Regions from separate parts of the Homo sapiens genome. Here region 2 is linked to region 1. Evidence: read pairs that join two places in POLR2A ChIA-PET (ENCODE). Cell type or tissue: GM12878. All regions are shown on one strand. Links, peaks and the distances in the headings refer to the core of each region. The heading gives the core; the rest is flanking DNA. Region 1 overlaps FBXW11 (F-box and WD repeat domain containing 11). Region 2 has its middle 28 kb from the start of FBXW11.

Region 1 (4,392 bases), core at 108-4,107:
TTCTTATATCTCTTTGAATCTATAAAAATCGCCTCTCCCATCTTTTTTTCCTTGCCATTTATTTATTGAAGAAGCTAGGTTGCTTATTTGTTCTGTATAACTTCCCACTTTCTGGGTGTTGCAGATTATGTTCTCATTTGGTCTACATATTTTGTTCCTCTTTGTATTTCTTATAAATTTTAGCTAGATCAGAGGCTGGTTAGATTCAAGTTCAGTGTGTTTTTGCCTCAATTAAAAAACAGAATGAAATAAAACCCAAAACAAACCTGTGATCTTTCCACTGTGCCACAGTACTCTCTCTTTTGTGATATTCTGTATTCTTTCCAAGTAAGTGGTCCTTGAAAGCACAGTACTTCTGTGCATATGCGTTCTTCTGAGTTAAAGCCTACACAGTTTATTTATGATAGATGGTGAAGCAATAACCTGGCTGCTGGAATGTCCACAGGTGGTTGTTAGTTTGCCAAAGTCAATGATGACACATTTCATGGCACTAACAACTGGTATTAAAGTTTTAGTCCTGGCCAGGCACGGTGGCTCACGCCTGTAATCCCAGCACTTTGGGAGGCCGAGGTGGGTGGATCACCTGAGGTCAGGAGTTCAAGACCAGCCTGGCCAACATGGGGAAACCCCATCTCTACTAAAAATACAAAAATTAGCTAGGTGTGGTGGTGGGCGCCTGTAATCCCAGCTACTTGGGAGGCTGAGGCAGGAGAATCACTTGAAGCCAGGAAGCGGAGGTTGCAGTGAGCCAAGATCGCGTCATTGCACTCCAGCCTGGGTGACAGAGTGAGGCTCTGTCTCAAAAAAAAAAAAGTTTTAGTCCTATAGTTTTAACTTTTTTTTTTTTTTTTTTTTTTTTTTATGAGACAGAGTCTCACTCTGTTGCCCAGGGTGGAGTGCAGTGGCATGATCTTGGCTCACTGTAGCCTTGACCTCCGGGGCTCAAGCGATCCTCCTACTTCAGCTTCCCTAGTAGCTGGGACCAGAGGTGTGCGCCACCACACCCGGCTTATTTATTTATTTATTTATTTATTTATTTATTTATTTTTGTAGAGACGAGGTCTCATTGTGTTGACCAGGCTGGTCTCAAACTCCTGGGCTCAAGCAATTCTCCTGCCTCAGCCTCCCCAAATTCTGGGATTACAGGTGTGAGCTGTCCAGACTGGAATGCAGTAACAGTTTCGGCTAACTGCAGCCTCGACTTCCCAGGCTCATGTGATTTTCCCACCTCAGCCTTCAGAGTAGCTGTGCTACAGGTGTACACCACCACGCCCAGCTAAATTTTTGTATCTTTTGTAGAGACAGGGTTTCACCGTGTTGCCCAGGCTGGTCTCAAACTCCTGGGCTCAAGCAATTCTCCTGTGTCAGCCTCCCAAAATTCTGGGATTACAGGTGTGAGCTGTCCAGGCTGGAATGCAATAACACAATCTCGGCTCACTGCAGCCTCGACTTCCCAGGCTCAGGTGATTTTCCCACCTCAGCCTTCTGAGTAGCTGGTGCTACAGTTGTACACCACCAGGCCCAGCTAATTTTTTGTATCTTTTGTAGAGATAAGGTTTCACTGTGTTGCCCAAGCTGGTGTTGAACTCCTGTGCTCAAGCAGTCCACCCTCCTTGGCCTGCCAAAGTGTTGGGATTACAGGTGTGAGCCACCATGCCCAGCCTCCCTATAGTTGTTAATTTTCAACTTTTCCCTTTTTCTCAGTTCAAAAATGTAATAAATTTTTTTTTTTCCTCCTCACTGCCTGCAAAAACGTAATGACTTTTGCTGCTGGTAACATATACAGAAACCTTAGTTTATTTCAGAAAAAGGATTTGAGTGATTACAGTGACATATACAGTGTAGGAAGATTAAAAACAAAATAAGTGGGAAAATGAAGATGAAAGGAAAAATAGGACAAAAAGATGAAGTCAGGGGTAAAGTTACATACAACGCATGGAAAAAGGGTCTTAAAGGAGGGGCACAGATGAGACTCTGCTTGTAATAGTAGTACTCTGTTTCTGCAGTAGTTTATAAGACTTTTGTAACCTTAGATGATAAATATATTCCTTTGTGAGAAGTTCCAGAGTGTTGTTTTCTGTCCATATTCATGTGTACACATGCAAAAAGCATCTGTAAACCTATAGATTGACTTTATTGTTGCAGGTGTTAAGCCATAACTATCTGCTGTTAAGACTGGGTGCTTTCAAGTGGTGTGTACTGACAGCACAGTGTGAGAGATTTAGAGGAACTAGACTAGAAAAATATTTTAAGAACATGGACAAAATGGTCTATAAAGTCTGTAAGGTCCCTTTCAGCTCCAGCATTTAGCGAAATTCCTTGCTTCAAGTCGTGAGAACTCCCCTTTTCCAGTTGCCTGCAGGATTCAAACAATGTGAAGGGAATCAAAGACATCCTTGCTGTGCAGCAAGCAGCAGGAGTCCCTTACTCTAAGGCTGTCCTAGCCCCTGCCTGAAAGACAAATTAATTTCTTAGAGCCCAGTGGACTGTAAGGCACACATTTTATTTTTATTTGAAACCAAGGTCAGCTTAGGATATAAGAACAATGAACTATATGAAGAAGAGCAAGTGTAAACTTTACTGTAAAATTAAGGGATGATAAAATGTGCCACTTTATTATCTTTGACAACTCGCTTTTCATGCTGTTCTTAGCTAAAGAAGCAAAATTTTTATTACCATTGTTTTCCAAATCTCTGTGTGGGCGTATGTATATAAAATTAAAACACTACTAACTTGGAACATGTATTTATTTGGTGTAGGGGCCTGTTAAGTCTTTGAAAATAAATGTTGTATGTATTCAAGAAATGAGTAGTGTTTATAAAATAGTAGAGGGCTTGTTTAAATGATGTAAGGTTTGAATTTGTATTAGTTTGTTCTCATACTGCATAAAGAGCTACCCGAGACTGGGTGGTTTATAAATATTAAGAAAAGAGGTTTAATTGGCTCACAGTTCTGCATGGCTGGGAGGCCTCAGGAAACTTAGAAGCATGGTGGAAGGGGAAGCAGGCATGTCTTACATGGTGGCAGGTGAGAGAGGAGGAACTGTCAAACACTCATAAAACCATCAGATCTCCTGAGAACTCACTCACTATACCAAGAACAGAATGGGGGAGACTGCCTCCATGATCCAGTCACCTCCCACCAAGTCCCTCCTTCGAGGGATTACAATGGGAGATGAGATTTGGGTGGGGACATGAAGCCAAAACATAGCAGAATTCAAAAGATTTTTTAACAGGGCCAACTTTTATTCTGCAGGTACTTTTTCAGAGCTCTCAATGAGACAAGTAGCATGTTAGATGGACTTTCAAAGTCTTTGGAAGTGTTAAGTCTACAAAAGATGTTAAAAATACCACTAATTAAGCCAGGCGTGGTTGCTCATTCCTGTAATACCAGCACTTTGGGAGGCTGAGGTGGGCAGATCACTGGAGGCCAGGAGTTTGAGACCAGCCTGGCCAACACAGTGAAACCCCGTCTCTACTGAAAATAGAAAAAATTAGCTGGGTGTGGTGGTGCACACCTGTAATCCCAGCTCTACTCGGGAGGCTGAGGCATGAGAATCACTTGAACCTGGGAGGCAGAGGTTGCAGTGAGCCGAAATCATGCCAGTGTACTCCAGCCTGGGTGACAGAGCGCAATTTTGTCTGAAAAACAAAAACAAAAAAAGCTGCTAGTTAAGTTTTAATACTCTTGAAGGCAGTGGAACTGCATTTATTTAAAATGTTTCATACTTTAGGAATTTAGCCATCTTTTTCCGTTTAGCAAACCAGGAAATAATTTAAGCAATATGGCTTTATTTGCAGAAATAATTTTTAATACCAGAATATATAGTTTTGAGAATTTTTGTCTATCAAAGCATTTAGTATACTTGATGTTTAGTAAACTTTTTTAAATGACTAAGCAGTTTAAAATGAAAAAGATAAAATAGAAATATGATGTAGTCTGACTATAATTGGGTCAAACCTTTATTGAGAGAAGATACATTTCTCAGGTCATCTTCCAGAAAGTGGTATCTCTTCTTAGAAAAAAATGAGAATGTTCATTACATCAGGAGAAAAAGTTTTCCCTTCCATACATTCTTTTTTTTGGGGGGTGATGGGGGACAGAGTCTCGCTATGTTGCCCAGGCTAGAGCGCGGTGGCGTGATCTCAGCTTACTGCAACCTCTGCCTCCTGGGTTCACATGATTCTTCTGGCTCAGACTCCTGAGCACCTGGGGTTACAGGCATGTGCCACCACGCCTGGCTAATTTTTGTTTTTTTAGTAGAGACAGGGTTTCACCATGTTGGCCAGGCTGGTCTCAAACTCCTGACCTCGTGATCCATCTGCCTCGGCCTCCCAGAGTGCTAGGATTACAGGCATGAGCCACCACGCCCGGCCCCTTCCGTGTGTTCTA
Region 2 (4,392 bases), core at 104-4,103, 64 kb before region 1:
GTGGCTAATTAACCCACCACCCTATGAATGTTTATTATCTACTTAATCAGTACTATACAGTTAGGGATTCTGGCTATTTTCTGGTTTTTCATTAGGAATCTTATTCTTTCATGTGACTACATATCTTCTGTGCTAGGTAAAACCATTTCCCTCTACCTTGATGATTAAAAAAAAAATTATCTGGCAAATCTCATACCTTTTCCAAAATCACTTTGTAAAGTCTAGTTACCACGTTTTACTTTCACATTGATGTAAAACTTTTTCTCGGCTGGGTGCGGAAGCTCACGCCTGTAATCCCAGCACTTTGGGAGGCCAAGGCAGGCAGATCACCTGAGGTCAGGAGTTCGAGACCAGCCTGACTAATGTGGTGAAACCCTGTCTCTACTAAAAATACAATAATTAGCTGGGTGTGGTGGTGGGCGCCTGTAGTCCCAGCTACTTGGGAGGTGGAGACAGGAGAACTGCTGGAACTTGGGCAGCGGAGGTTGCAGTGAGCCGAGATCGTGCCATTGCACTCCAGCCTGGGTGACAAAAGCTAGACTCCATCTCAAAAATAAATAAATAAATAAATAAATAAAATAAAATAAAATAAAACTTTTTCTCAGGCTAGGCATGGTGGCTCATGCCAATAATCCCAGCACATTGGAAGGCCAAGGCGAGTGGGTCCCTTGAGCTCAGGAGTTTGAGACCAGCCTGGGCAACATGATGAAACTCTGTTTCTACAAGAAATGCAAAAAATTAGCTGGGCGTGGTGGCACACACTTGTTGTCTTAGCTACTCAGGAGGCTGAGGTGGGAGGATAGCTTGAGCCAGGGTGGTGGAGGTTGCAGTGAGCCAAGATCACTCCATTGCACTCCAACCTGGGTGACAGAACGAGACCCTGTCTCAAAAAAATAACCTCCTTCTCACCCAGCTCAAGCTTAAACTAAACTTAGAAGCTCATAGTGACAAAGACCGGTGTGGTTGGGACAATTCTCACCAAATGCACCATTTGGATCCTCTACATTTCTGGCCTCCCTGCAGTCAGGCAAGTCCTGGTGACCCATTCTGCCTAATGACATGATTGTCACACCTATGGTGAAGCACACTAAAAAGCCAAGTGCAGGCCGGGTGCTGTGGCTCACGCCTGTAATCCCAGCACTTTGGGAGGCCGAGGCGGGTGGATCACGAGGTCAGGAGATCGAGACCATCCTGGCTAACACGGTGAAACCCCGTCTCTACTAAAAATACAAAAAAAAAAAATTAGCTGGGCGTGGTGGTGGGCGCCTGTAGTCCCAGCTACTCGGGAGGCTGAGGCAGGAGAATGGCATGAACCTGGGAGGCGGAGCTTGCAGTGAGCCGAGATCGCGCCACTGCACTCCAGCCTGGGCGGCAGAGCTAGACTCCATCTCAAAAAAAAAAAAAAAAAAAAAAAAAGAAAAGCCAAGCGCGACCCTCTGGTCTCTCTCTTCCTATTAAAGCACACGAGGAGGCTGTGGATTTTAGATGGTGCAGAACAAGACAGCAGAACCTCCAACAACTTTACCCCTGGTGACCATGGAGAGCAGGGCCCCTCACAATCCACACAGGACACAAGGCATAAGCAAAAGGTAAACTGAATGGGGGTAAGCTGCTGAGATTTTAGGGTTGTTACCACAGCTGTAACTTAACCTAGCCTATTCTAATGTAGTTTGTGTCTTCACCGTTTCTGCCACTTTGCTCTTCTCCTCCAGGGTCAGAGGAGTGAAAAGAGAGTTGGGGAGGAAAAATAACAAGCACATAGTGGATACTGTTTGGGCTCCACCCAGATCCCCTTTTATGGTTTCTGTTTGCCTCGCCCCAGTTCCTGAGGCTTTTGCTTCTAACCGTCCACACCTGAGGCTCTCTTTAAAGGCCTGCTCTTGGCTACTGGAGTCAGAGTCAGAAGTGCCTGAGAATTTACATCCACCCACCCTGAGATGGGTGGGTCTCAGCCAGTGACTGGCTGGTGTGGGAGTATGAAAGCCCAGCTCCCTTGCAACAAGTCAGGACAAACTCTGAGGCATAATTTATATTCTGAAATTCCCCTGTGGGATCAGGCTGAAACTACCCACCCACAGGACTTTGCTTGAGACTGCACCCTTGCTTTGCATTTTCCCTCCATTATCCTCCTTCACCTATTCATTTTCCAATTTCTCCCGGGAGCATTTCCTTAATAGATCACTTGCACACAAGTTCTCATTTCATATTCTGCTTCTGAATAACCCTACTTAAGACATTTGGAACTGGTAATTGTCCTAGGAAATGGACTCTAAGGATGAGATTTGGAATTCAATCACTTGCTGGCCAGATGGCAATAAGGACCCTATTACTGATCATAAGGGAAGTGTTGTTAGTGCCTGGTATGCTATATCGTTGCCATTAGTGAAATATGTACCTGTGGAAAATTAGAATTGAATACAGCTGGAAGGGGTCGCATTGGCTTGTACAATTCAGAGGAAGCAATAATTTAAGGGACTGCAGAATTCGTTTATTGTTGCTGGATGCTGTTGATGCATGAGAGAAAATGACAGGCTCAGGTGAGACAGTTACCAGTTTAAGGCAAGATGTGAAGTCAGAAGTCCTCTTCAGCAGCATTTAAAAAGATTGTTGGCTGGGCGTAGTGGCTCACGCCTGTAATCCCAACACTTTGGGAGGCTAAGGCAGGCAGATCACCTGAGGTCAGGAGTTTGAGACCAGCCTGGCCAACATGGTAAAACCCCATCTCTACTAAAGATACAAAAATTAGCTGGGCATGGTTGCAGGCACCTGTAATCCCAGCTACTCGGGAGGTTGAGGTAGAAGAATCGCTTGGACCTGGGAGACGGAGATTGCAGTGAGCTGAGATGGCGCCACTGCACTCCAGCCTGGGTGACGGAGCAAGACTCCATCTCAAAAAAAAAAAAAAAAAAAAAAAAAAAGACTGCCATATACTGTAGCTGGAAAGCGAACTGTGCTGAAGACCGGGCATAGGACTGTATTGTATTGTAAGAGTAGCAGAACTTCAGCAATGGCTAACTCTGTAGTCCCAGTGAGTTTTCTCCATGAAAATCAGGCCCCTGATAGGGGAGAAATGGAACCCTGAGACTTCGATGGGGATACCTGGGAAGATGCACTTGAGAACATTTAACTCTTAGATTCCCTTGAACATTCTGGGCAAATGTTTGCCCTTGTTAGAGGACAACAGCAGCCCCCTCCTTGCAGAAACTGTGCAGGGGCCTGAACTGAGGCAGATAACCTGCAAAACAATATCTGCCTTCCTCAAGATCTTTCCCCACACCCCTCCTGGACAGTAGGCAAACAACTAGGGCTAAGTCTCAGCATGACCCACCTGGGGAAGTGCTGGTTCTGCTAAGGGTAGAAAAGGATTATTCACCAAAGGATCTGTAGGAACAGACTAGTATGTACTAGCAAGAATACGGGGTGCTTGCTTACAAATGTACCTTGAGGATGCTGAAACAGAAATTGGGGTGGTAGAATATTTATCTGGCTAAAGGAGTGTTTGCTGATATGAGGATTCTCTTCCACAACGCAATATTTAACAGCCTGACAAGGGGCCTTGAAGTTATAATTAACAGAGGAAGAGTGTTTAGGTACTTGGAAAAAATAATGGCCTGTGTTATATGAGGTAATATGCTGAAACTACCATGACAGAGTGCTGAAAAGGAGATCAAAAGTTCCAAAACTAAAGCACCATCAAAGACTCATCATTAGAGTAGGGATTCTACAGGTCAGGCATGAATGTAGTCCTGACCCAGGTCTTTCTTACAATGGGTCTGTAAGACTTCACAGATAATACTTGTTAATCATTTTCTTGATGATACGGTTTGGCTGTGTCCTCACCCAAATCTCATCTTGAATTGTAGTTCCCATAATCCCCACGTGTCATGGGAGGGACCTGGTGGGAGGTAATTGAATGATGGGGACAGTTACTCCCCTGTTGTTCTCATGATAGTGAGTTCTTAAGAGATCCGATGGTTTTATAAGGGGCTTTGCCCCCTTTGCTTGGCACTCCTCCTTGTGAAGAAGGACGTGTGCCATGTGAAGTCCAGGCATAGGACTGTATTGTATTGTAAGAGTAGCAGAACTTCAGCAGTGGGTAACTTTGTAGTCCCAGTAAGTTTTCTCCATGAAAATCAGGCCCCTGATAGGGAAGAAATGGAACCCTGAGACTTGGATGGGGATTCCTGCGAAGATGCACTTGAGAACCAAGTGAAGCCATGTGAAGAAGAACGTATTTGCTTCCCCTTCTGCCATGATTCTAAGTTTCCTGAGGCTTCCCTAGCCCCGTGGAACTGTGAGGCAATTAAATTTCTTTCTGTTATAACTTACCCAGTCTCAGGCAATTCTTTGTAGGAGTGTGAGAACAGATAAATACAGTGAATTGGTACAACA

What was found. ChIA-PET counts read pairs that join two places held together with the same protein. Peaks named below come from ENCODE experiments on the same cell type or tissue, not always from the same donor. Only the 100,000 strongest peaks of a DNase experiment are listed, where the experiment ranks them.
Region 2: POLR2A ChIA-PET joins it to region 1 with 5 read pairs; 2 of 35 experiments call an interaction of 5 or more read pairs at or near these places.

What each region holds. Positions count from the first base shown.
Region 1 is chr5:171,968,972-171,973,363 of GRCh38, reverse strand. All of the region lies in intron 1 of FBXW11 (F-box and WD repeat domain containing 11), which reads left to right. Among named protein-coding and RNA genes, the nearest start is that of FBXW11, 35 kb to the left of the region's middle. In GM12878, for the core only: no CTCF peak of the experiment used is centred there; no DNase peak of the experiment used is centred there; H3K27ac peaks cover 40 bases.
Region 2 is chr5:172,032,743-172,037,134 of GRCh38, reverse strand. No RefSeq gene overlaps it. Among named protein-coding and RNA genes, the nearest start is that of FBXW11, 28 kb to the right of the region's middle. RefSeq lists a silencer at 1,882-1,951. In GM12878, for the core only: no CTCF peak of the experiment used is centred there; a DNase peak (open chromatin) is centred at 1,894; H3K27ac peaks cover 253 bases.